Regions from separate parts of the Mus musculus genome. Here regions 1 and 3 are each linked to region 2. Evidence: chromatin loops called from intact Hi-C (ENCODE). Cell type or tissue: left cerebral cortex. All regions are shown on one strand.

Region 1 (8,000 bases), 300 kb before region 2:
GACCTGGTGAACTCTTCTGTAGCCTGTGAGCTCTGCTCAGGGGGAGGGGGAGGGTCTTCAGCTTGAGACCAGCCTGGGTTACAAATAACAGCACGCGCTGAGAGACAGGACAGAACTGGAAAGCAGTTTTAAATGCTCAGAAACCCCATGAAGAATACTGGGACTAAGTTTTATGTCACTACAAAAGAGAAGAATAGAACAGGGCTATTTCCTGGGATAAGAGATAGATTTTTCTTCAGTGACAAAAAGTAGAAAAACTACTAACCACATATTTGACATTATCACTTTATAGGAGAATTACTTTGAAGTGTTTAAGTATAAAGCACCATAGGAAAAATAAGGAAAGATAACACGTAGCTATTGTAAATGAGTTTTAAAATCATTTTAGCATTATAACATAATATACAGCAAATAAAAGGAAGGAAATAATAGCAGATTAACAAAATTAGAGGTAGAAGGACATTAGAAAAATGCATAGTGAAACCAAAAGCTGTTTTTTATTTATTTGTATGTTTGGTTTTTCAAGAAATGAATAGTCTACTAACTAAACTAAGAAAGAAAACACAAATGAGCAGTAACGAGAAAAGTTGAGATGACACTATGAATGCCACAGTGACAGGAGAGTAGTGAGGTCCGGGTGTGGCTCCGTAATAGAGGGCTCGCCTGGTGAGCCCAAGGCCCTGGGTTCAGTCCTCAGCACTGAGCGCCAAATCAAAAGAAGAAAAGAAAAAGGTTGCGTTAAAGTTTAGTTTAGTAGCAGTGAATAGACTTGAGTCCTCAAACGACCAAATCTGTATAAGAAGAATAGAAAACTTCAGTTTAGATCCTTCTAAAACTGAAATTTCCACCCTGGACATTCATGCTTGCAAATCTGCTAAGTATTAAAAGAAAAGAAGAAAACCAAGATAACAACAAATCAAACACTGGTGCAGCACAGTGTTTCCTTCCCAGCATGTGCCACAGCTCCAGCATCGCAAGTACTCTGCGAAAACCGCTGCTCACCCCGCTCATGCCTGCCGACGGTCACAAAGATCCTACAGAATGGAATGAGTCCTGTACCACAAGCAAATATGGGTTCCCCAGGAATGAAAGACTGGCCAGTGTTCTAAAATCATTCACTGTGACTAAACAGAGAAAAAAAAAATACATGATCATATCATGCAATTATTGTTCTCCCTAGAAACTTGTCTACAGACTAAACAAAATTCTGATAAAAATTCAACTAAGATTTTTGTACTCTTTGTAGAGATAGACAAGCTGATTCTAGAGTTTATGTGACATCTCAACATAACATTTTTACACATACACACATGAATAAATAAATGGGAGAATTTACCTATTAATTTCAAGACACTGTGAAATATACTATTAGAATAATGTGGTATAGATAAAAGAATAGAATTTCAGTCAAATGGAAGTAAGCCAACTGCACAAGTAGACAGAAATGTAGCCAGTTAAGAGGGACAGGAGAGTATAAAATAGTTTCAATTTTTAAAATTAATTTTTGTTATGAAATAATTATTTCATAAATTGAGACACTGGTTAAAAAAAGGAAAACACAAACAGTGAGAGACAGTACTTAATGAATACACTTCTTAAATACCCCAAATATATGCAGATATCCTCAAGAGTTAACAATAAAAAATAATAGAAAAAATTTCAAAATGGTGAAATATTTAAACAGACATCAAGCCAATGTGGATAGCCATTAAGCACATGAATAGGTGTGTCTCATCACTAGCCATTATGGAGTATAAATTAAGACTGCAGTGAAATTCTATTCATTACCTATATCAGTTGCCAAAAAGAATTAACCAGCTACAAATTGATCACACTCTTCCCCAAACTGAATCCACCTCCAGTGTTCTTCCTTAGCAGAAAATGAACTGTAGCACAATTGAACATGGGTAATACCTGTCAACAGAACACACTACTGCCGTCTTGTGCAACATGCAGTACTTTCAAAGGCGTTATGTTGAATACGGAACTAACATCCGTGGTTACGGAAGACATCAGTGGTTGCCAGGATTAGGGTTGAGAATATGAAGTAAATGCTTCATTGAGTAAAGACTATGTCTGTCTACCCTGATTGTTGCCATGTTTGCATGAGTCTGTATGTGTATTAGACCTCATAGGATTGTACATAAAATGTTACTTTATTCAGTTCTGTGGCCCAAGTGCTGAGAGACTAATAAGGAGTGAAGAGTGTTTGACTTATGAAGGAAGAAGGAGGAAAAAGTGATCCTTTCCTCAGAATTTGCAGTTTGTCAGGTAAAAGCAAGATTGAATATAGGTGTCCCTCAGCAGAGTGGACACCGCTGTGTCCCGAGGGAGAAGCGGAGACTCAGCACACTCCGCCTCCTCTCTGTTCTGGTATCTATTTTCTCCTCAGAGGTGCAGACTAAATGCAGTTAATGACCTGTTGGGAACTGTTAAGGAACCCCACCTTAGTAGGAGCTAAACAGGGTGCCCACTGAAGCTTGCTTGCTGTTCCTGAACAGAATCCTAGTGTTGCTTTAACGTGTGGAGTTAAAGTCATAGTCAGAGCTCAGCTGACATCGGGGTTGGGTGGAGGTACCCTGCCTCGCTTTCCCACTGTCACCCAGCAATGTACAGCTTGTTGCTTTTGTTTCTTCCAAATAGGGAACTGTGAAGCAGGCGTACACAAACACTCCGATGGTAGACAATGAGCTGCTTCGGCTAAGTCTTCGGTTATTTAAGAAGAAGGCCACCTGCCATGCCCCTGGACAGGAAAAGACTGAAGATGGCAAATTAGGACCGTGCAGTATCCAGCAGGAGCTGTGTGTGTCCTAGGCGAAGATTGAGGATGGCCCCTTTGCTCCATCTTCCCAGTAGTGCATAATCTTTCTTGACGTTCTTTGGTTTGAAGACATTGCTAACTACAGAGGCAGAGGAGTCACCAGCCACATCAGCAGTGAAAACTTCAATCTTCAGAGACACGTGCTTTGGTTCATTTAAGATTTTCCATTAATTTTATACAGTAATTGACACTCAGGCAAAATAATGTGAAAATGTCTAGATTTAGTAATTTCGTCTGTGTCTTCATTAAAATTGAAGATTTTAAGAAACCAGGTCACCCCTGCTCTTCCAGCCTATGAATACTTCTTATGAAATAAAAGCACTGATTTTCACTCTGGATCACCATGCAGAAACTGACCTTAGTCAGAAAGGAGTGTTGCCAGAAGCTGCTGCACAGGCTGCAGGGCCGTGTACAGAGCTCTGAGGAGCGCCAGCCTAGTAAGCATGCTGGGAGGCCGTCTCCACTACAGGAAGCCCAGGTGGTTTGGTTTTTTTCTTTTGAAATTTCTAAAATAAATGACTCCATGGGATTTTTTTTTTACACGTGTACATTACTACATTATATATTGGAAGTCTTTGGACCTTTGAGTGGGGTTTAATTGTTCATTATCAGAGACTGTGTGCTATTTTATTTTTAATAAATGTATGTTCCCTTTTCCTGTTGTAGATTTTCCTTGCTCTTTATTAATCAGACTCCAGACACCTAGAAACATGTATTACCAGCATTATAGTTTCATTCTTCATATATTTTCCTGCTTGTGTAGTTAGCACTGGACACTTGCATACGTGTAAGGACACTGGAGGGCGTACTTCATATCCAGCTCGCAATTCTGGAGGCAAACCTGTGACCAGGGTGAAAATCCTGCCACCTCAGCTCAGTTGTGAGCTGCCTCCGTCCATCCTGTGCTATGTAAAGTTTACTTCTTTAAATTTCAGACTAGCTTGTTCTTGTATGTGTTTAGCTCATGAAGCAAACTCTCAGGAGGACTTGGGATAGACAGGAAGCTGAAGAATTTGGGCAGACAGTGGTGCTGAGGTGCTAATAGAGAAGATGTTATAACTTGCTCCTGGCTTTTCATGGGGCTCCGTTAAAGCCATGAGCTGTGTTACTTCTCTCAGGCCTCATATCCCATCTCTGGAGATTGCTTGGTGACACTGGGGCAGTGTGCCTGTTCATCTTGTTCTAGCAATAGTGTGTCTTCCCAGTGAGAAATCAAGTAAGAGCCCTTTATTAACAACACAGCTAGCTGGGGCTGGGGCTGGTGCCCAGAGAGTCAGCTTTGAAAAGACGTTTCTGCTAGCTTGTATATACCGTAGGCTTATGCGTTTTATATACACTATTATCTTTAAATCCCAGGTTACTCTTTGAACAAATTAAACGGAGGATGGAGACTACAAGTCTGGCCACTTGGGCAGTTGGGAGATTTACACAGCAATGATACTGCCAGATGTATTTCTTAAGTACACCAGTGTTATTCTTTTTGAATAGTTGTTATCCAGGGTCATGTTGCCCACCTGGTAGAATTATGCTTTTCTCAAGAAGAGAACTGGGGACTTTATGGCAGGCCAGGACTTAACATTTGTTGTGACCCTGCGCTGCCCCCTTGAACTGCCTGTCAGATTCTCTGAGGAAGGGCCCCGTGGCTGATCCATCCTGGTGAGCAAACATTTATATCCCCACATCCTCGTGTTTGCTCATCTCTCTCAGGCCGGCTAACATGCTACTTAACTTTGGGATACTTTGGAGGCAGGACTCCCTTAGCCAGCTTCTCCTTGGTATGATTTACTGTCTCCCAAGCAGATCCACTAGCTAGTCCTTCATAACATCACTCTATTATGTTGAGTTTCTTCTAAATCCATCTCAGACATTAGTGATGTGGGATATCCACACAGCAAAGGAAATAGTCTTATTTTCAAGATAGCTCTGAAACCATTTCTAGGAAATATCACCAGAGGAGAAAGGGAGAAAGGGCATAAATCCTCACTGTCATTTGCTCTTTCCAAATGCTGTAAGTGAAAAGAACAGAAAGTTAGGACCCCAGAGAGTGAATGCCAGCAGGAGACCACTTCCTGACTGCAGTAGGGAGCACTGGGCTCTGCAGCATCAAGGTTTAAAGTCCAAGAAAAATAGTTTAGAGAAATTTCAAGTCTTAGAACTAATAGCTCCCAGAATTGTGAAACATGACAAAAAATAAAAACAAACAAACAAACAAACAAAAAAACATGGCTTCATTTGTCCACTACTGCTGAAACTATCTAAAATTACCTAAGTTAGGTGTGATGGTGCCTGCCTTAAACCCAGGGCCTGGGAGGCTAAGGCAGGTGGGATTCTGTGAGGTCAAGGCCAGCCTGGTGTTCACAGCAAATGTCAAGACTGCTAGACCTGCAACGACCTGTCTCATATGGAAACTAGATGGCTGAAACTGCCTTCCTGTCAGGCTGCAGAGCAAAGCTTTAGGGCCATCTGTTTTGCATGAGACCGCTGTTTCCATAGCATCACGTTCCCAGTTGGAAAAGACTGTTCAGTCGTGTTTCCAAACCTGTTACACAGATAAAACGCTACCCAAGTCTTGCTGGGACTCTTGTTGACTCTAGACCTAATACCTAGAAGACACCTTTTAATCTATAAGTATGGACTTAAGTTCTCACCACCTTGTCCATTTGCTGTAATGGCACCTCTCAGTTCTAGCTGCTGGTTGGGGGGGGAGGGGGGCAGAAGTGCATCTGTAGTGCAAGATAAATAAGAACTGCGTGGTCAAATAACTGAATTGGCATTCCCACAGGCACCCATCCACCATTGATGGAAACTTGTGAGTGTGCCTAAGTAGTAGCTTAGGCTGAAAGGCCTGGCCACTGATCACATGATCTCCCCGTCCGGACCACTGAATTCAGATGGTGCCCATCCCACCTCATAGCCACATTAGGGATTTGGGACTCGTCCTTATCTGCGCAACTTTAAGTCTGCAGTACATCCCACTTGGTTCCTTACTATTGTGTTGAGTGAAGATGCCCGTGTTCAGTGACAATTGATGATGCTTTAGAACTTCAGGAAGGAGCTGCCTGCAATTAAACGTAGACTGGGCTGGAGTGATGGATTGGGCCATTAATAAATAGTGCTTGCTGTTCTTTCCAGCAGCCGCATCTGCTCCAGCCCCATGGGAATCTGATACCTCTGTGTGCACCTATACTCACCTGCACAAGCATACATACACACACATAATTTAATAAAATATATCTTTAGCGGCGCGTGGTGCTGAGAATACAGCTCTTGCTTAGTGGCTTGGGGTCGAAGGAGGAGAGGAAGTCAATTTCTCCTTCAAGAGTCATAAATTTCCTTTATTCACTAGTCCTTTTGCGTTTCCCATGTGAGTATTCTGGACATAGCATTATACTCTACTCTGAAGGTGACGTCAGCTTTTGTTTAGTACCTTTCAATATAGCGCTGTAGACAAAATTTCCCAACGATAGAGTTAACTTCTTCAATTCAGATTGTCTATCATATTGTGCTGGTATCACTGTTGTGGGTTTGCCGGTTTCCGTGGCTTAGGCAAAATGGGATGTAAGTAGACACTTACGTCGTAGTAGTTAGAAGAGAAGGCTGAGCAGGGAAATGGATGCTCGAATAGAAACTGTGGGTAGGAAAGGTGTTGTCCTTGATTGCCAGGCAAGATCTTATGAAAACTGCAGGGCCAGCAGGGCAGACGGGAGGGAACATTTGGGGCTGAGGGGCTGTGGAGACTGGGGTGTGCTGACATCTGGACTAGAACACCTTGCTTTGCTACGTGATGGACACTAACTGGTACTGCTCAGCACCAGAATAGCGAGTGATGCTCTGGCAGGTCTAAAACTGTGCTGTTCTGGAACTCTCTACAATGGTGGTATGGGTACTGCCCGATGCAGTAGCCTTGTGTGAATGCAGTGAACACCAAAAAGATAACCTGTAACAGGAACCAAGGTTTTGCCTTTTTGTGTGACTTAAAGTAGTCACATGTGGCTCAGTGCTGTACCTGGAACATAATGTGGCCATTTTCCCTAAAGCCCTCGTAAACTTATTACTGTTGGGGACAAGTGATGCTGGGAATTTACCACAGCAAGGCTTTTAGTTCCTAAATTTAGGCCCCGTGTTACTGAAATAGGACAGAACATTGGTGCACAGATCACTGGTCTTACAATGTGTAGACTGGGAAGCATAGAATGGGATAACGGGTGAGACAAGAGACTCGCCCATGTTCTAAAAGGCAAGTAGGAGAGAAATGGGAACACGGCCCGGTAGGTTGGGTCTAAGACATGGATAGCTGGGTTTGGTGGCATACACCTTTAGTCCCAGCACTCAGCAAGTAGGCGGATTTCTAAGTTCTAAGTCAGCCGGGTATACATAGCCAGTCATATCCAAGACCGCCAAGGCTACATAGTGACATTCTGTCTCCAAAAGAATTTTTAATAAAACATAACAAGAGTATTTGTAAGTTATGTTATGTGATAATATATTGAAGTATTCCAGTTCCATTACAGTAATTATTAAATTAAGAAAAGTAACTCCATGTTACTTACAAGACATGAGAACAAATGTTTGAAAGTAACTGAAAGAGAAAAATCTGTAGAAATAGAATAAAACTATACTAATATTAATTATCTATATCTTATATTCATTGAAGAACAATCACTAATATTAATTATGTCTATTTTGTATGTATTGCCGTGGTGATTGCTACTGTTGGTTTCTAGTTCTGTCATTTCTTCCATGTTTGTCAGAATTGTCACTTTTGCAGCTCTCCTTACTCATCTGTTTCTTCATTCTTAACAGTGTGAGCTCACGGGCTTTTGTTTTGTTTTGTGGGTCACAGTGTATTACTACTTGGCCCTAAATACCCATGTCTTGAATGCTAACTCGACTTAGTATATGTTTGACAATACTAATATTTGATGTTGCTCTGGGGTCTGCGTCTCTTATATAGGCTAGCTTTAGGCTTAGTCATCTAACTTACAAAATGAAGTTTGCAAAGTTGTTTGTAGGAAAAATTCAGGCTCTGACTTGCCACCCTCAAACCCAGAGACAAGTCTTGTTTGCTTCTGCCCGATTCTGAGTGTCGCTGTCTCACTGGGGACATTCTACCCGAGTTTTAAGAACAGGTTATCTGGGTCTCCCTGTGACCTAGCCTGGGGTATAGGTTATGCTTGGG
Region 2 (8,000 bases):
GTCCTAGTGTACCCAGTGTAGACAGAACAATGCAAGGGAACAATGTAACTGGACAGACATTGCCTCTGAGACCCTAAACAAACATTCTCAATAACGAGACAGCCCCCTATCCCAGCAGACTTGGCCCAGAAACAGCCACACAGAGTCCTCGGTGGAAGTTTCCCCATCTTCCACAGGCTTAAGTTGACATCTTGCCAATGAGAAGGGGTTGGGGGTGGGGGCTTTAAAATGAAGTCTTTGTTTGCCCAGGAGACCAGTGTTCTCAGGATTTATGTTTAGCAGTAAAAGCCTGGTGTGGAAACAATTGCCTTGGCTCCTGGGGCTTCTGGGCTTTCAGAGAAAGCTCAGGTCAAAGCTTCAGGGCGCCCATGCTACCTACCACTGGTCTAACAGATTAGTGAGCTCTGAAGAACGTTGTTCCTGGCTGCCTCTCCGCTCCATCCAATTAGCACGGCTGGTAAAAAGCTGAGCTGCCGAGGTGTTACCACCTTCAAATAGAGAAGTTAAATCAGGTCTCCCCCCATAATCGATAACAAGGAGTCTCAAACTGAAACGAAACACATCTCTTCTTTGTCACCGGAAAGATAACTATCCCAGCTGCCACTCAAGCAAGCTATGGCTTTAATGGCCTAGTAAAAGTGTTGCATGAAGTACTCAGAGGGGCTCTGATGATTTCTGTTCAAACTCTGAGAGGAATCTACCGCGGAGGCCTTGTGGGAAGGCACGCACTTAAAAGGTCATTTCACCAAGCGTTCCCCTTCGTGACCCCCATCACCATGAACTCTTAATTAATTACGGTTGTCCTAAAGTGAAAAAATACTTTCATAACGGAAGGGCGACCAATTCTCATACACAAGCCAACCACAAATCAGTCACAACTCCCTCAACACCGCCAAGGAGGTGTTCAATTTGTATCTGCGATGAAGTTCAAGTGTTGCATAATTTATACCTAGAATCCACTCAAATATATCTACTAAAATACCCACTCTGACCTTCACTCCCAATCCCAACTGCATTAGAGAGAGAGAGAGAGAGAGAGAGAGAGATCTATAAATCACTGAGGCACAAGCACCCAATCACAGCCCGCCTCTCCCAAAGCCAGGAAACGTTCTCCTTTTGATGAGTTCATCATTGCCTTGAACAGGTTATGAAAGCTGCTTGCATCTCGAGATAATACATCCAGAGGCTCTTACACCAAGATTCATTGTCTGCACAGGAGAGCTAGGTGAGCATGGCCAGTCTAGGTTCCACAGACCCTTCCATTTATCTGTACTCCAGAGCACCACCCTCAGACAGGGCTAGTGCCCTGCAGCAGACCTGCCCTCATAGTTGCAGGGCTAGCTTTCATGCCCTCAAAATCTCCTATCCAGGGGCATCAGGAGACAACTGCAAGCTTACACTGACTCTGCATTAGAGCAAAGCTTTGCCTTGCATTGGAAGACATTATGTTTGCTCTGTTTAACCATGGATGACCGTCCTTTAAAATTGCTCAGGGTTGCGTATGATATAGCTCAGTGACAGAATGTTTGCCTAACAAGGACAAGGTCCTAGCTTCAATCTCCAGCACGGAAAGAACTTAATGATTTTCAAACTGGTTGTACTACTGAGGCCAAAGATATGAAACTCACTACTCCAAATCCCTGCATGTGTGGAAAGCCAGAAGCCCTGTAATAAACAGGTGCCACGAAAAGGAGTTTCTTCCAATGGCTCCCAGGAAGAGCTTTGAAAAGGATCCAAGAGGAGCTACGAGAAGGACTTTATATCAACTGCCACCCAGCAGTGGGGTGCTTCAGGATTATCCTCAGCCAATCTGATGTCCATCCAGGAGACAACAGAAGACTCTGGGAAAGTGGCCAAGCTTGCTACAGAACAAGGACACCCCACGAGTCAGTGTCCAGAGAAAATGTTCTCAAGTTAACATTAATCTGTCCTATTCATGGGATATCATCAATGACCCCACGGTGGAGGCTTGGGCCTAGGCCCTATCTCCATAGGCCCTAAGGGCCATTATTATGATTGGTCCCTTGCAAACGTAGACATAACTTATGAGTGTTACAACAACAAGCCAGTTGCCCTGCCAAAAATTTTCAACCCAAATATAACACAAGAATCCAACAACAACAAAATCCATCTCAGCCACCAGATGCAGTAATTTAGATATGTTCTGCCACTGTGATGGTTTGTATATTCTTGGACCAGGGAGTGGCACCATTTGGAGGTGTGGCCTTGTTGGAACAGGTATGACCTGGTTGGAGTAGGTGTGTCACTGTGGGTGTGGGCTTAAGACTCTCACCCCAGTTGCCTGGAAGTCAGTCTTCCACTAGCAGCCTTTGGATGAAGACGTAGAACTCTCAGCTCTGCCTGCACCATGACAGCCTGGATGCTGCCATGCTCCCACCTTGATGATAATGGACTGAAGATAATGTAAGCCAGCCCCAATTAAATGTTTTTTATAAGACTTGCCTTGGTCATGGTGTCTCTTCACAGCAGTAAAACCCTAACTAAGACAGCCACCAAAGAGACAGATATAACCTACAGCTGTTGGTCCCTCTTTCCCCTCCCCCATGCCCACCCCTTTGCTCTACAGTATATCTCCCTGAATTTTTTTTTCCTTCACATGTTGAGATGTAGTCTGCATGGTGGAAGCAGGAGAGCAACACATTGACTTGATTCTTCATCTGTTCCTCTAGTCCTGGGTCAGGAAAACACCCCTGGCCTCTGCCACCCTACAGGACAATTCCTTATGGCCAGTGGGGGTCTAGAACCCCCAAGATATACAAAGAAGCCTTCCCAGGTCAAAGAGGTTCTTATAATCTTTTGAAGAATCTCCAAGTGTAAGAGAAGCAGACATTCAAAATATATAATGGAAGAGATGGCAGCTCAAGATGTCTCTTCACCCATATCAGCCTTTAGAAGTCCTGAGGTTCTGTCATCAACGCCAACTGTCCTAGGAAGGAGAATGGAGAAATTCAGAGGATGAGAATCAAGAAGTAATGGGGGCTGGAGTGTAGCTAAGGCAATAAGTGCTTGCTTTGCAAGAATGAGGACTAGAGCAAGATCCCCAGAGTCCACATAAAAGGCGCCAGGCAGGGTAGCACATGCTTGGTAATCCTAGTGCTTGGGAGGCAGAGATGGATCCCTGAAGCCTGCTGACCGACCAGTCTTGGCGAGTCTAGGGCCAGTGAGGGTCCTTGTCTCAAAATATGAAAAATACCAAAGGGTGTCCTCTGGACTCCACATGAATATGACACGCTAAATACATACATAGGTAATAAATAAAATAGGCACAGTACAAGACACAAAGGCCGGTGGAAATGAGGATACTACCAACGGCTAAAGCCATGTCCTGTACCCTCTTCCTTAAAGGAAGAAGCTGGGGCCTTCTGAATAAGAAGAAAAATCACACCTAGCATTTGCTAAGTGCTCCTTCAAAACCATTGTCTCTGAAAGATGTTAAAACAGATTCCACTGAGTCCATTTGCAGTCACCTGGAGCAAGAAGTGGTAAAAGGAAGTCACTAGCAAGGCTTTACGAAAAAGTCTTGTCAGTCTAGGCTCATCTGGCTGTGTGTTAAGTGTCAGGCAGGTACAGGAAAGCAATAGATGCTGTCCCTAGACCCTCCATTAGGCTGTAGGTTCTCCTGTTGCCAAAAGCAACCTTCGAATGAGAGACCTGGTAGCTGACGGCTGGAGAAGACAGAAAGTCTGCTTTGGGAATCAAAGAGGCAGACAGGGGACAGACAACAGAAAGAGAAGTGAGGTCAGTTCCCAGGCTGCCCCACTTGGGGGTCAACACAGTGTCCCAGCTTAGATGCCTGGGAAACTGAGGCCAAGCCTTCTGGAAGTCATAGTACACGGGTGGGATTGTAGTGGGAGGACGGGAAGGGAGGCCTTGAGTTTTATCTTTCTAAAAAGAAGGAGGAGGAAAGCCATGACCTGATATATTTTAAGTAATTACTCTCTTTGTGAGCTATGGAGGGAGGGAATTAGAAGACCAACTAAGAGCCTTGTAAAATCTCCCAGAGAAGAGGAAGCAGAAGGAATGATCAGCCTCTGGATATGTGTTTGGGTAGAGGACCTAGGAGTCAGAAGCGCATTCACCTGGGACACAGGAGAGCATCTCTAGGTGCTTGGTCGGAGCAATGGCGCAGCTCTTTATCAAATGACAGAGACTAGAGGAAGGGTAGCTTGGGGGAGGGGCCACCCACAGTCCAGGCTACATGGATGGATGTTTCTTCTGGGCACCCAGGTAGAAAGGCCAAATCAAGCAGACGGCCACAAGAAAGTAAACTATGTCTTTATTGGGTGCTTATGGCAAGATTTATGAAAACATTTGTCTTATCACCATTTTCCTATCAGCCTCTAATAGAGAGCATAGTCTTCCATGATAGCTGAGCAAGGCATCTCTAGAAGCAGCCTTGTGGGGTAGGAAATGTCTGAAAAGATGCTTTGTTCAGGGACCTAATGGCATGTATGCCTTACTGAACCCAGAGAGGCAGGCAGTAATTACTCTCACAAGGACCTCCGCCTGCCTCTCTGCCTCTCTCCATCCACTACGATCCTAGGCTTGCCTTTGCCAAGAGTGAGCATTGTGGTTGCATTTCTTCCCTGGGGCAAGATGGTCCAGAGGTAGGGCTGATAATTACTACCAAAGGAAAGAGACAGATAAATTCCCACCCAGATCCATGACCGATTCAGTGGTATTTGGAGGCTAGTCACTAAATAACTTAAAACCTGTAATGTTTCTGTCTCACTCCATCTATGTTCCCAACACCTCCTAATATGATATAGGCATGTAGTAGGTGTTTAAGAAAATCCCCACAGGGGCTGGAGAGATGATGGCTCAGCAATTAAAGCACTGGATGCTCTCACAGAGGTCCTGAGTTCAGTTCCTAGCAACCGCATGGTGGCTCACAAGCATCTAATCTGGGATCTGATGCCCTCTTCTGGCATGCAGATAGAGCACTCATATACATAAATAAATCTTTTTTTTTTAATCTCCCCAAAGGAATGACCCCATCTACATAAAACCAGTGGGCGCCATCTTGTGGAAGACTGTACAGTAACAATGGCCTAGATTCCAGACACCAGGCTGACAGGAAGGGAACCCTGACATGGACTCTGAAGCTAAGGGCACTGCTTGAAATGACAGACTTGGAAACTTTCCTTGAAGCTGTGTGTACACAATACAGCACACTTTTTTACTTAGATTCATGTAAGGGCATTGGAGATGATGGTGCGGGCAGGGAGGGGCAGCTATACCCATTCTCACAGGCCAGCCCTTGGCACTGCCCTTGAGTCTGCTTGATACCCAAAGCATACCCAAAGCAGCCAGATCAGTTCTCCACTCTCCTGCCCAGCAATACCTTTATGAGCCTCGCCTGGGTCTCCTCATTGCCTCGGAGAGGGGCAGAAACGGCCACCGACTGTTCTCTGTTTACTGGTTTCCCGGTGGGTCTGTGCCCCTTACTTTCCCAGCAGTTTCTTTTGTGTTGTTGTTGTTCTCAGCTCTTCCCAGGAGTCTAGCCCAGGCCACCAGGAGGCACTATTAGCCAGGAACACACAGTCCTAGTGACTGCTTAGGCGTCACAGAAACCTGCAGTTTATACAGCTTGTCAGACTCACTCAGAAAAGAAAGAATTGGAATTACAAACTTAGATGCAAACACAATTGCTTATTAAGAATGGGAAATCACAACAAAGCATCACATTTCAAATGCCCAGCTCTCTTTCTGATGAAACTTCTGTACAAGTACCAGAAATGCCCACCCCTGTATTCAAATCGGCTGGTCTGACCTCCTCTCCGTCCATCCCAACCCACCCTGCAACACCAGCGAGTCCATCTAGAGTCACGATCAGTACATTTCACCGGGGTTCTGTCCCCTGACTCCAGATCAGGCCCATGCATGTTCCCAAAGGCAACTCTCTGTCTCATGGATAGCACTCAACGGAGCCGATGAGCTGATGGTGACACCCAGGGGCTTAGAGATGTTGGTCCTGGGTTCCAGCGCAGGTGAGTCCACACGGGATGCCCTGGGAGGCACTCCTACCATCTTTTCACCTTAGAAGCCAGACTCCCTTCCCTCCCTCTCCCTCTCCCCTCTCCTCCTTTGGCTGGGAACTGGAAGCTAAGGGTCCAAGGTATAGAATGCCCGAAACAACAGAGAAGTGGTAGAGATGCGTGTTCCGTTCCCATGGTAACAGAGAGCGACTTAAACTCGAGATTGGAAGGGTGCAGTTGACTCGCGGCCAGGATCCAAGATTGGGTAAGAGCTCTGAAGGCCAGGCCTGGGCTCCTCCAGCCTTTGGGCCCTGGAAAGGAAGAAGCAATGGAGAGAGAGAGTCCAGGGTGGCAGAGTCCAAGGATAGCAACGGGATATGCCAAGTACCCAGACCCCTTTGTTGCTTGTTATTTTGTCTGTTTTGTTTTTTCTACTCCTGCACTACCTTGATCTTTCTGTTTCCTGCCTTGACACCATCCTCCCCCTGTGAAGAGTGGTGTTCTACTGGTCCAGTACAAATAAAGGGGTGGGTTCGTCTCCTCCAGAGAATCCAGGCACTGAAAAGAATCCTCAAATTAAAACTTGTCTTGCCCAGGCCTACCCCTGGGACTCAAAGCAGGTCACTCAGGTTTTTTCTACCACCACCACCACCACCACCCACCCACCCACTCACCCACCCCTGCCTCTCACTTTTGGGAGGTTTGAGAGAAACAGCACCCCCCTACCTAGCCTGGGGGGGGGGGGTCAAGAGGGAGCAGAGCCAAAGCCAAAGGTTGGCTTTTCACAAGTGTTCTGTACCGATGACTGCAAGCTCAAAGTCACCCCCTTTCAACGGCCAAATTCCAATATATTTGAAATCCTATTTGTTAAAAGAAAGCAAATAAGTAAATAAGCCCTAGACAATATTCTCAGCAGGGCACTGGGTGTCTGTTTGTAAAGGCTACAGCAATTGGTGCATGAGGGTTTAGTGAAGCTTTGGGAATCTAGAGTTTGTCCCTGGCATGTTTGAAGGTGGATTCAGACCAGCAAAACAGAAGCAGCCATCAGTAGTCCCCCTCAAGAGGAAAAGCAGCTGCCTTCCAGCAAGGGCCCTGCCAGAGAGCTAAATAACAGGACTTATAAACAGTTCCAGACAGCAGTGTTCCAGATTCGCAGAACACTGTAGGACTCCCCATGACGGAAGTGAGATCTGCCCCCTTGTTTCCTGCAGGTTTTCTAAACACCTGCTTCCAGAATCCCAGGGAAGCCCAGGGGTCCCAGGGTTCACTCAACGATGTCTTCATCCACTCCTGGCTTCACTGTCTGAGCCCATCACTCACCCCATTGGAAGGTTAGGTGGATGAAACATCCAAACCATTTGCAGTCAGTCTCCTGTATGCCTCTCTTCTGCAGCTCATTAATTCAGTGTACAAACTTCTGTTGAGAGCTCACAGTAAGCCAGGCATTGAGGTGGAATTGCATCCTGTGAGTGAGGCAGATGTGCCGACAGATGTGAGACTTGCAGAGGTACAGTGTGAGAGCTGGGGGGGGGGGGGGGTAAAGACACACTTTCTCTACACAAACCTAGAAACAAGAACAGCCTGGGGGAGCAGGCCCCAGATTCAGGACTGATCATGTGACCAAGGCTTGCTCTAGCTCTGAGGTGCCAGTGTCATGTGATTCCATTGCCTGAATTCTTGCCCTCTTACTACTAAATACAAGCCAGATTGACTCTTAGTATTGATTGATGTAGCACTAATAGCAGAGACTGTGTTGTAGTTTAAATGTTAAATGTCCCCTGTAAGCTCATGTGTTTGAACACTTGAGTCCCAGATGGTAGCGCTGTTCTGGAAGCTGGGGAGCCTTTGGGACTTAGGATCACTGGAGGTTTTACTTGCTTCTGGTCCCAGTCTGTGTTCTCTGCTTCCTGCTTCAGGCTTTGTGTGAAGAACCCGCCAAGCACCCCTACTGCGGTGGGACTCCCTGTCATGCCTCCCTTACCACGGTAGACTGATCCTTCT
Region 3 (8,000 bases), 440 kb before region 2:
TCTAATGGTTTGGGTAGGGATCCATAAGGGAAGGTCCTGAGCTTACTGCTAGTTGAAATGCTTCCTGGCAGAGCATTGTTAGTTGGTGTGGTCATTAGAAAGGGACACGTGAGCTGGTGAGATGCCTCAGCAGGTAAAGGTGATTGGGACTCAGCCTGACGACCGGAGTTGGATCCCTGGGTCCCCACATGCTGAAAGAAGAGAAACGGACTCATTCGAGTTTTCCTCTTACCCCTACTTGTTCGATGTAACACACCCACAGCCATACACTCCCCCACACTAAATAAAATACAATTAAATGTTTTACCAAAAGGTAAGGCACGGGCAGGGTCTGGGGATATAGCTCAGTGGAAGAACACATGATTAATATATATAGGCCCTAGAAGCAAAAAGAATAAATAGTATGAACCATACTCACAACAGAGTCTGTAAAGCTCAATTGAAAGTACTCCCTCGTGCCCTGGAAGACACGTGCCTTCTTTCTTTTTGGGCTCCTGATACCCAAGTAGGAGCCTTTACTGCTGCCTATATGGTGCTAGTATTGCAAAGCGACACCTTCCCCTGAGGACCTGGATAATAGGTGGTGATAAGATAGTCCACTCCTTCTAACTGCAGGAATGAAAATGGGCACAGTCCCCTCAGGCAAACACATAAACTATGTACGATATCTAAAATTAGACACTACTGCAGCGATGTCCTTCTTAGACATGGCTGGTGTGCATGTTAGAACATTAATCATGTCCTGCCCCACGCTGGGGAAGCACTCTCCTTTCCACACCGCACTTGGTCTAATTAGCTGAAGAGTCTCCTCTCTGTCAAAGTCACTGAGACTTTTAGGGGTAACTTCACCCTCTCTCTTCTCTTCTCTGTATTGGGAACACCAACTGGAACGGCCTTGGAGCATTTGTGCACAAAGCATTTCACGTGGTTGCATGACAGTTTACCCCGTGCATAAATCAGAAAACTGTAATAAACTTCATCTGATGCTCCAGTCTCTAAAAGTGGAGCTGTTTTTCTAGGTCCTGCTCAGCATGAAGGTAAAAGAAACACAATGATTTGTGTAAGTCTGGGCCCTACACAGCCCACAGTGGCCACAGCAACTTAAGCTGTCAGCTCCAACCCTCTTACCAGCCCATTTCTTATACTGCTTAAGTACTCTTTTCTCCCCCCTTCTTTCCTCCCTCTCCCTTCCTCTCCCTCCCTGCCTCCATCTTTCTCTCCCTCCCTCCCTTCCTTCCTTTCTTTCTCTCTTCCTTTCTTTCTTTCTCAAAGCTATTGAACCAATGAAGACTTGAGGATTTTTAAACATGAAGTTATTTCCACTATTTTCATCTCCAAGTTGATCTTCCCACCCACAAACCTCTAAAGAGAATATTGTTAGGTGGTATGTTACATTATATTAGACATTTGTTCCTGACCAACATATTGGTTTTATTTTGTGGTTGTTTTGGTTTTTGTTGGTTTGCTTGTTTTGTTTTGCTTTGTTTTGTTGAGACAGGGTTCCCCTCTGTGGTCCTGGAACTCACTAGTTCAGGTTGGTCTCAAATTCAGAGATTTCCCCATGCCTCTGCCTCCTGAGTGCTGGGATAAAGAGGTATGCCACCATGCTTGGAGACATTTGGTATTTATACTAAAACATTTCTCCTTCATTATACCATGACCTTTGAAGGTTTTTTTTTTTCCCACTTCGATGGTTCTTCTATTGCTTCTATGGCTCTGTTCTTTAAAAGTTATTTATATTTTTATTTATGTATATGTGGGTGCCTGCATGAGTTTATGCACACCACGTTTGTACAGGTGAGGCCAGAGGACATCGGGGCCCCTGGAGTTGGACTTACAGGTGTTGCCGAGCTACCCGATGTGGGTGCTAGGAATCAAATACATCTCCTCTGTTAGCATAGTATGTGTTCTTAACTGCGGAGCCATCTCTCCAGTTCTCTTAGCTCTGTTTTTGACACAGTGCAATCTCATTTCTATTTCTACTTGAACTTCTCAGCAGTCTCTCACAGTGTCCAATAATCGGACACTCTTGTGTGCAAACCCAGGGCCAGGTTTAGATTCCACGACCCAGTTTACTCGTCTCAACCACAGTCCTTGTGCTGTGCTTTTCCGTTACTAACCAGGTCAGGCTTCCCTTGGAAGAAAGAGCAGGGCCTGACCTATAGTAGGCATTCATAAAATATGTGTGGAACGTAAGCACCTATGGACACCTATATACCAAGTGTGGGATGTCTAACAAGGAGGCCTGCCTGACAGCTGTAGAACCAGACTTGCTGTGGCCTCTAGGAATTGCCGCAGTGTGTTAGGGAGACCCTGCTATGAATGCGCATGTGCGGTGTTGGTCTTGTTGAGGTGAGATGAGCCAACTCAGCCATAGTAACTTAGTAAAGTTACAGCAACTTTCCTATAACAGAGGCCTCCATTGCATAACATGCAGAAGTGCAAACTTCCTCTTCTGCAATTCCCAGACAGGCTCATGATGTTCACATTCAATGCCCCACTAGCTAAGGTATTCAAGATGCTTATTAGCGACTGCTGATCTATGAGCAAGTGCAGAGAGTGAGAGAAAGGCATGGTGGAGTGGAGCCTGGGTGCACAGCCGGGAAGAGGGGAGTGAAATGAGAGTTGGAATGTTGCTGAGATGTGAGTCTTAGATTCTCCCAGCTTCTGTGTCCTTCTCTATAAAATGAAAATAATTGTACTAATGCATACCGTCAGCTTATACTGAGAGTCATCGGGGGACAGTAAAATATGGTGCTTACTGCACCCCACAAATCCCTCTTCTTAGTGCCTGGTAAGGATTTTGCTATGAGCCTATGGTTCTTTTTAGCATTAGCTTTTAGAGAGCTGGAGTTTAACTTTCAGCCACTTACTAGCAAAGTGCGACAGATTTTAGGCATCCATTGACTGCTGAAACTCCTCGCTGACTGCATCTGCTTGCTGCATCTATGTTTATTGTTCTTTGGCTTGAAGATGCCTCTATTCAAATGAGTTTTGGAAATCTGATTATAAGAGGAGAATGGAGAAGGAGAGGGAATGGAGAGAAGGTGGTGGTCCGATCACTAGTGCATGTCTCTTCAGAATTTCTGTGCTCTGTGAACGAGATCATGTGTGTTTGTACACTTGTCCTTCAGCATGTCCTGGGTCCCCCCAGAGAACCCATCATACCACTATCTTGTTAGATATAGAAGGCCAATGATAATAAAATAAAGTTTCAATAGCAAAAAGGCCTCTTAAATGAGTTAAAATGCACCTATATTAGATACTTTCAACCATGTCTCTAGTTCCCACCGATGATGGGAGCTAAGATCCTGTTGGGTGGGGAGTAGTCTGAGCTTCTCAGGCAACACTCTAAGGCTTGCTACTTTTATTTGCTTACTCTTGTGGCCTGGGCATTTGTTTATTTTCATTTTCATGCATGAATTTTATTAACAAAATATTGGATAACAAAAGTTTGAGCCATTGTCATTTCATGTGGCTGGAGAGTTTCACTCACACTGGCAGACATGTGCCACTCCCATTGGCAGATAAGAGTGGATGGAGGTTTCACGGGTATGTGTGATGCAGTTTGAAGTGTGGTGCAGTTTGACCCATGGGGTTTATTGTTATAACATTTGCTTTTTTTGCACGGATGTCAGTCGTTACTGAGAACAAACACAACACCACAGAATAATGTGGAAACATAAAAAAGAAAATGGGTTTAAAGTATCCTTGCCATAAATGGGAAATATTTTAAAATATATAAGTTTATTACAATGGTCAAAATAAAATTATAGTTAGACACATCTCATCTGCTGTTTCCCTACTCCATTTACAATCAAGAAATCTGGCGAATGGAACCTCCATCCCCAATGTAGCAAGGAGCCTTTCTGGTTCATTCACTTTCTTACCACAAGGGGGCAGCAGTGATGCGTAGGGATAGCAGGTTGCTCAGCAAACGTTTCTGAGAAAACATTTAAGATGTGTTTCAGATTTTCATATTTGAATTTTTAGAAGGTCACCTCCTTCCTTCATCCTTGACTGTGTATGGTCAAACTTATGCACAGAACTCTCTGAATTTATAAAGGATATCTACGGGCGTGGCCAAGCATTAATTTAAAGATAATCATGATGGCATTTGTAAAGTTACTTATGTAAAAGTTAAAGGTTTTAATTGTATGTTTCTATATGGTAAATTACTCCAAAATATAGCAATATTACCACCTCTTTCTCTGTTCCTTGTAATGTTGGCTTAGAGTTCAAATGGGTCAGAAGTTTCACCCTGGCCTTCTCAGCCAGCTGCCAGGTGAATCCCTTAGCTGGGAGTTCAGGAGGGGCTGGTACTTAATTCTCCTTCACCTTAATTCTTCTCACTTCCCTATGAGAACAGGGGGAGGGGGGCCGACAAAGGATGAGTGGCCCAAGAATGAATATTTCAAAGTAAAGGAGGTGGGAATTTCCAGTCCCTCCATCACCTTCTGATTGTCACAGAAATCCTAAGGTCGGTTTAGATAAGCACTTACTAAGCCTTAAGTCAATATAGATAAGCACAGCTTACCACGTGAGGAGCTGCCTCGTGGTGCGGGGAGGGGAGAGATTGCAGGCAGCTGTCTTTGATGACCCCACGTGGGAGGCTGGGAGGCTTTGAAAGTCATGGAGGGTGGGGGCGAACATGGCTTCCTCTAATAGACAGGCTTTGTTCTGAGCTTACTGGAATTTAGATGCACAGTGCTCACTCTGACGTTCTTCTCCCAGGTCTGTCACCTAAAGCAGTGAAAATGGCCAGAGGATCCGTGTCTGACGAAGAAATGATGGAGCTCAGAGAGGCTTTTGCCAAAGTTGGTGAGTGGACCTGATTCTTCCCCACCCCACGCCCCCTCCCCCGCCCCCATCGTCACGCCCCGTCACTGTTTACCACTGTTCTCAACCTGTGGGTCGCGACCCCTTTGGGGGGTCAAACTTCATAGGGGTCACCTAAGACATCTAGAAATCGTAGGTGTTTCCATTACAATTCATAACAGTGTCAAAATTACAGTTGTGAGGTCGCAATGAAAATAATTTTATGGCTGGGGGTCTACAACATGATAAACTGTATCAAAGGGTCGCAGCTTTCGGAGGAATTAGAGCCGGGGAGAGTTGGTTTCAGTAAGGTGCGCTGGAGAAAACAGGTCCTTCCTAGTTAAAACAGTGAGCCCGCAGCCTTTTCCCATAGGCGTTCCCTACACGCCCTTATTTACATTCTGCCTGCTTTCCTTTGATTTCCTTTATATTGATATTCTTCCACTCCTTATTGGTAAGCCCCTTGTGGTTTACTTTTTAAGTTTCTCTAAGAATTCCTAAGGATTGCAGAAGCAGGTAGGGCTCAGTCAGTAAAATGTTGCCACTCAAGCGTGAGGACCTGAGTTTGATCCCCAGCACCCACGTAAATGCTGGGCCTGGTGTCCCACACGGGGCAGCAGAGACAGGTGAGTCCCTGGGGCTCACTGGCCAGTTGGTCTAGCCAGTTGGGGAACTTCAGCTTCAGTGGGAGAGCCCTGTGTTGGAAAACAAATGGCTCCTGAGGAACAACACCCAAAGTTGTCCTGTGACCTCTACATGTACATATGCCCTTATGGGTACATACACAACACAGACACACACACACAAACACATGTGTGGACACACACACATGCAGGAAGATGCACACATACATGCCTGCACACGTTCCTAAATATCCTGTTAGTATCCCCTTAATTTCAAGATCTTAATTAGAATTAGTCTTTTACTGTGGGTGTTGGAAGTGATGTGACTGTCTAGATCCAAGAGCAATAGGCCTCCTGGCAGGTTTCTGCCTCTATCTGGGTCAGACCCATGCCTGGTCATCTTTCTCCAGCTCCACCCATCCTCTAGTATCCCTTTGCCTTTCTAAAGACTGCACCCGAGTTACCTTAGAGCTTCACTCTATCCTTTGTGTCACAGATACCGATGGCAACGGATACATCAGCTGCAATGAGCTAAATGACTTGTTCAAGGCCGCCTGCCTGCCTCTGCCTGGGTACCGAGTGAGAGAAATCACAGAAAACCTGATGGCCACAGGTGATCTGGACCAAGATGGAAAGATCAGCTTTGATGAGTTTATCAAGGTGAGCAATGATACTGAATTCAAGGCCATGCACTTGAAACTTGAACTCAGTGTCAACAAACATCCAGAGAGGCGATCCGTCCCTTCCTGGCTCGTTGGTACAGTTCTTACCTTTGTGGTTTCCTTGACTACAGCTTGAGTTTCTAAAAATGTCTTAATCTACCTGGGTGTGTGTCTAGGTTAGGGTGTTATTGCTGTAAAAAGACACGCTGACCACAGCCACCCTTACAAAGGAAAGCATTTAATTGAGGCTGGCTTACAGTTTCAGAGGTTCAGACCATTATAATCTTTGTGGGAAGCATGGCAGCATCCAGGCAGGCATGGTGCTGTAGAAGGAGCTGAGAGTTCTGCATCCTGTCCTAAAGGCAGGAAAAGGAGACTGTGTGTCACACTAGGCATAGCTTGAGCACAGGAGACCTCAAAGCCAACCCCTACAGTGACCACTTTCTCCAACAAGACCACACCTACTCCAAGGCCACACATCCTAATAGTGCCACTCCCTATGGGACAAGCATTCAAACACATAAATCTATGGGGCCACACATATTCAAACCACCACAGTGCCCACCTCCTTAATCCCTGCCCTTGGGAACCTAAGGCAAGAGGATTTGGGGTTTTGTTTGTTTGTTTGTTTGGTTGGTTGGTTTTTCGAGACAGGGTTTCTCTGTATAGCCCTGGCTGTCCTGGAACTCACTTTGTAGACCAGGCTGGCCTCGAACTCAGAAATCCACCTGTCTCTGCCTCCCAAGTGCTAGGATTAAAGGCATGCGCCACCACTGCCCGGCAAGAGGATTTTTTTTGAGTTCAAGGCCAGCCTGGGATACATAGTAAGCACCAGGCCAGCATAAACTGTGTAACAAAGAGTTGGTCAAACAAACAAACAAACAAACAAAAAAATCAAAATCAAAACCAAATGAACCAAACATGTTTTTAACAGGTCTTCCATGGCTTAAAAAGCACCGAGGTTGCCAAAACCTTCCGAAAAGCTATCAACAAGAAGGAAGGGATCTGTGCGATTGGCGGCACCTCTGAGCAGTCCAGCGTTGGTACCCAGCACTCTTACTCAGGTAAGCTGTGCTGATGGGCGGGGGCAGAGGAAGAATGTGTGAGTTGAGAGAAGACTGGCAAAGGATACAGTGAGGAGGAAGGACCCAGCTGTCTGGGGTTGTAGAGTCGATATTTGCTATGCAAACCAAAGGGCTAAAAGCAAAGAAGCAAGCACACCCACCTGGATGGAGACCCATCTTCCCCTGTAGGAGTGGACCAGTTCCAGGCACAGGACCCAGGAACTGCCTGAGCCCCAGGGAGCTTCCTGTACGGAGTGACCTCATTTGCATTTAAAATTTGCTTTAAACGCTGCCAAATCTCCTTTAAAAACTTTATGGGCAAAATTGGCCCTTTTAGAGTCTTCATCTTCAATATCATGATTATTCTTAACGCTGAGTGGTCAAAAAATATTGATTGAAAAAAGGAGTTTTATATTTATTCCAAAGGCTAACACGGAGCAGCCTTAATGGACGCTTCTAATAGTCCGAATGCTGTGGTTGCTTAACTCGTCTTAAAGTTCAGTTTTTTTAAAGGATGATTCAATGTCAAAGATAAGTTTGTGGATAGGCACTGTTTGCAGTTGCTAAGACAAAGTTTAGCCTTTCTTATTCAAAATATATTCTGTTTATTCATTCTTTGAGACATTTATACAAGGTATTTTAAACATATATACTCCTCCTCCAGCTCCTCCCATAACAATGGTTATGTTCCTCTCCTCCATCCCTTCCCACTCTCTTTTGAGATTTCTTCTTCTTTTTCTTTCTCCCACGTTGTCTTGGGAATGGGTCATGGGGATGTGTGTGATTGTCACCTTAGAGAGAATGGACTCACCTCCTCTTCAGGCAGTGGTGGG

Evidence for each region. A loop is a pair of places that touch in the nucleus more often than their neighbours do. Peaks named below come from ENCODE experiments on the same cell type or tissue, not always from the same donor. Only the 100,000 strongest peaks of a DNase experiment are listed, where the experiment ranks them.
Region 1: a loop joins it to region 2, with 2.4 times the contacts of the local background. A loop is called at or near these places in 2 of 42 quality-filtered maps.
Region 3: a loop joins it to region 2, with 2.7 times the contacts of the local background. A loop is called at or near these places in 4 of 42 quality-filtered maps.

What each region holds. Positions count from the first base shown.
Region 1 is chr14:75,340,951-75,348,950 of GRCm38, forward strand. It overlaps Zc3h13 (zinc finger CCCH type containing 13), which reads left to right. Exons shown (of 19, transcript NM_001359875.1): 19 at 2,644-3,477. The coding sequence ends at 2,814. Among named protein-coding and RNA genes, the nearest start is that of Zc3h13, 61 kb to the left of the region's middle. In left cerebral cortex, no CTCF peak of the experiment used is centred here; no DNase peak of the experiment used is centred here.
Region 2 is chr14:75,636,025-75,644,024 of GRCm38, forward strand. Erich6b (glutamate rich 6B) reads left to right here and starts at 6,198. Exons shown (of 13, transcript NM_001369022.1): 1 at 6,198-6,264. It overlaps Gm36219 (a long non-coding RNA gene), which reads right to left. Exons shown (of 6, transcript XR_383598.2): 2 at 7,320-7,462; 3 at 6,446-6,557; 4 at 5,820-6,310; 5 at 5,366-5,595; 6 at 2,817-2,947. In left cerebral cortex, CTCF peaks have their summits at 4,965 (motif pointing left) and 5,557 (motif pointing right); DNase peaks (open chromatin) are centred at 5,041 and 5,508.
Region 3 is chr14:75,193,343-75,201,342 of GRCm38, forward strand. It overlaps Lcp1 (lymphocyte cytosolic protein 1), which reads left to right. Exons shown (of 17, transcript NM_008879.4): 3 at 4,735-4,821; 4 at 5,938-6,101; 5 at 7,038-7,167. The coding sequence starts at 4,758. Among named protein-coding and RNA genes, the nearest start is that of Cpb2, 45 kb to the right of the region's middle. In left cerebral cortex, a CTCF peak has its summit at 3,903 (motif pointing right); a DNase peak (open chromatin) is centred at 3,900.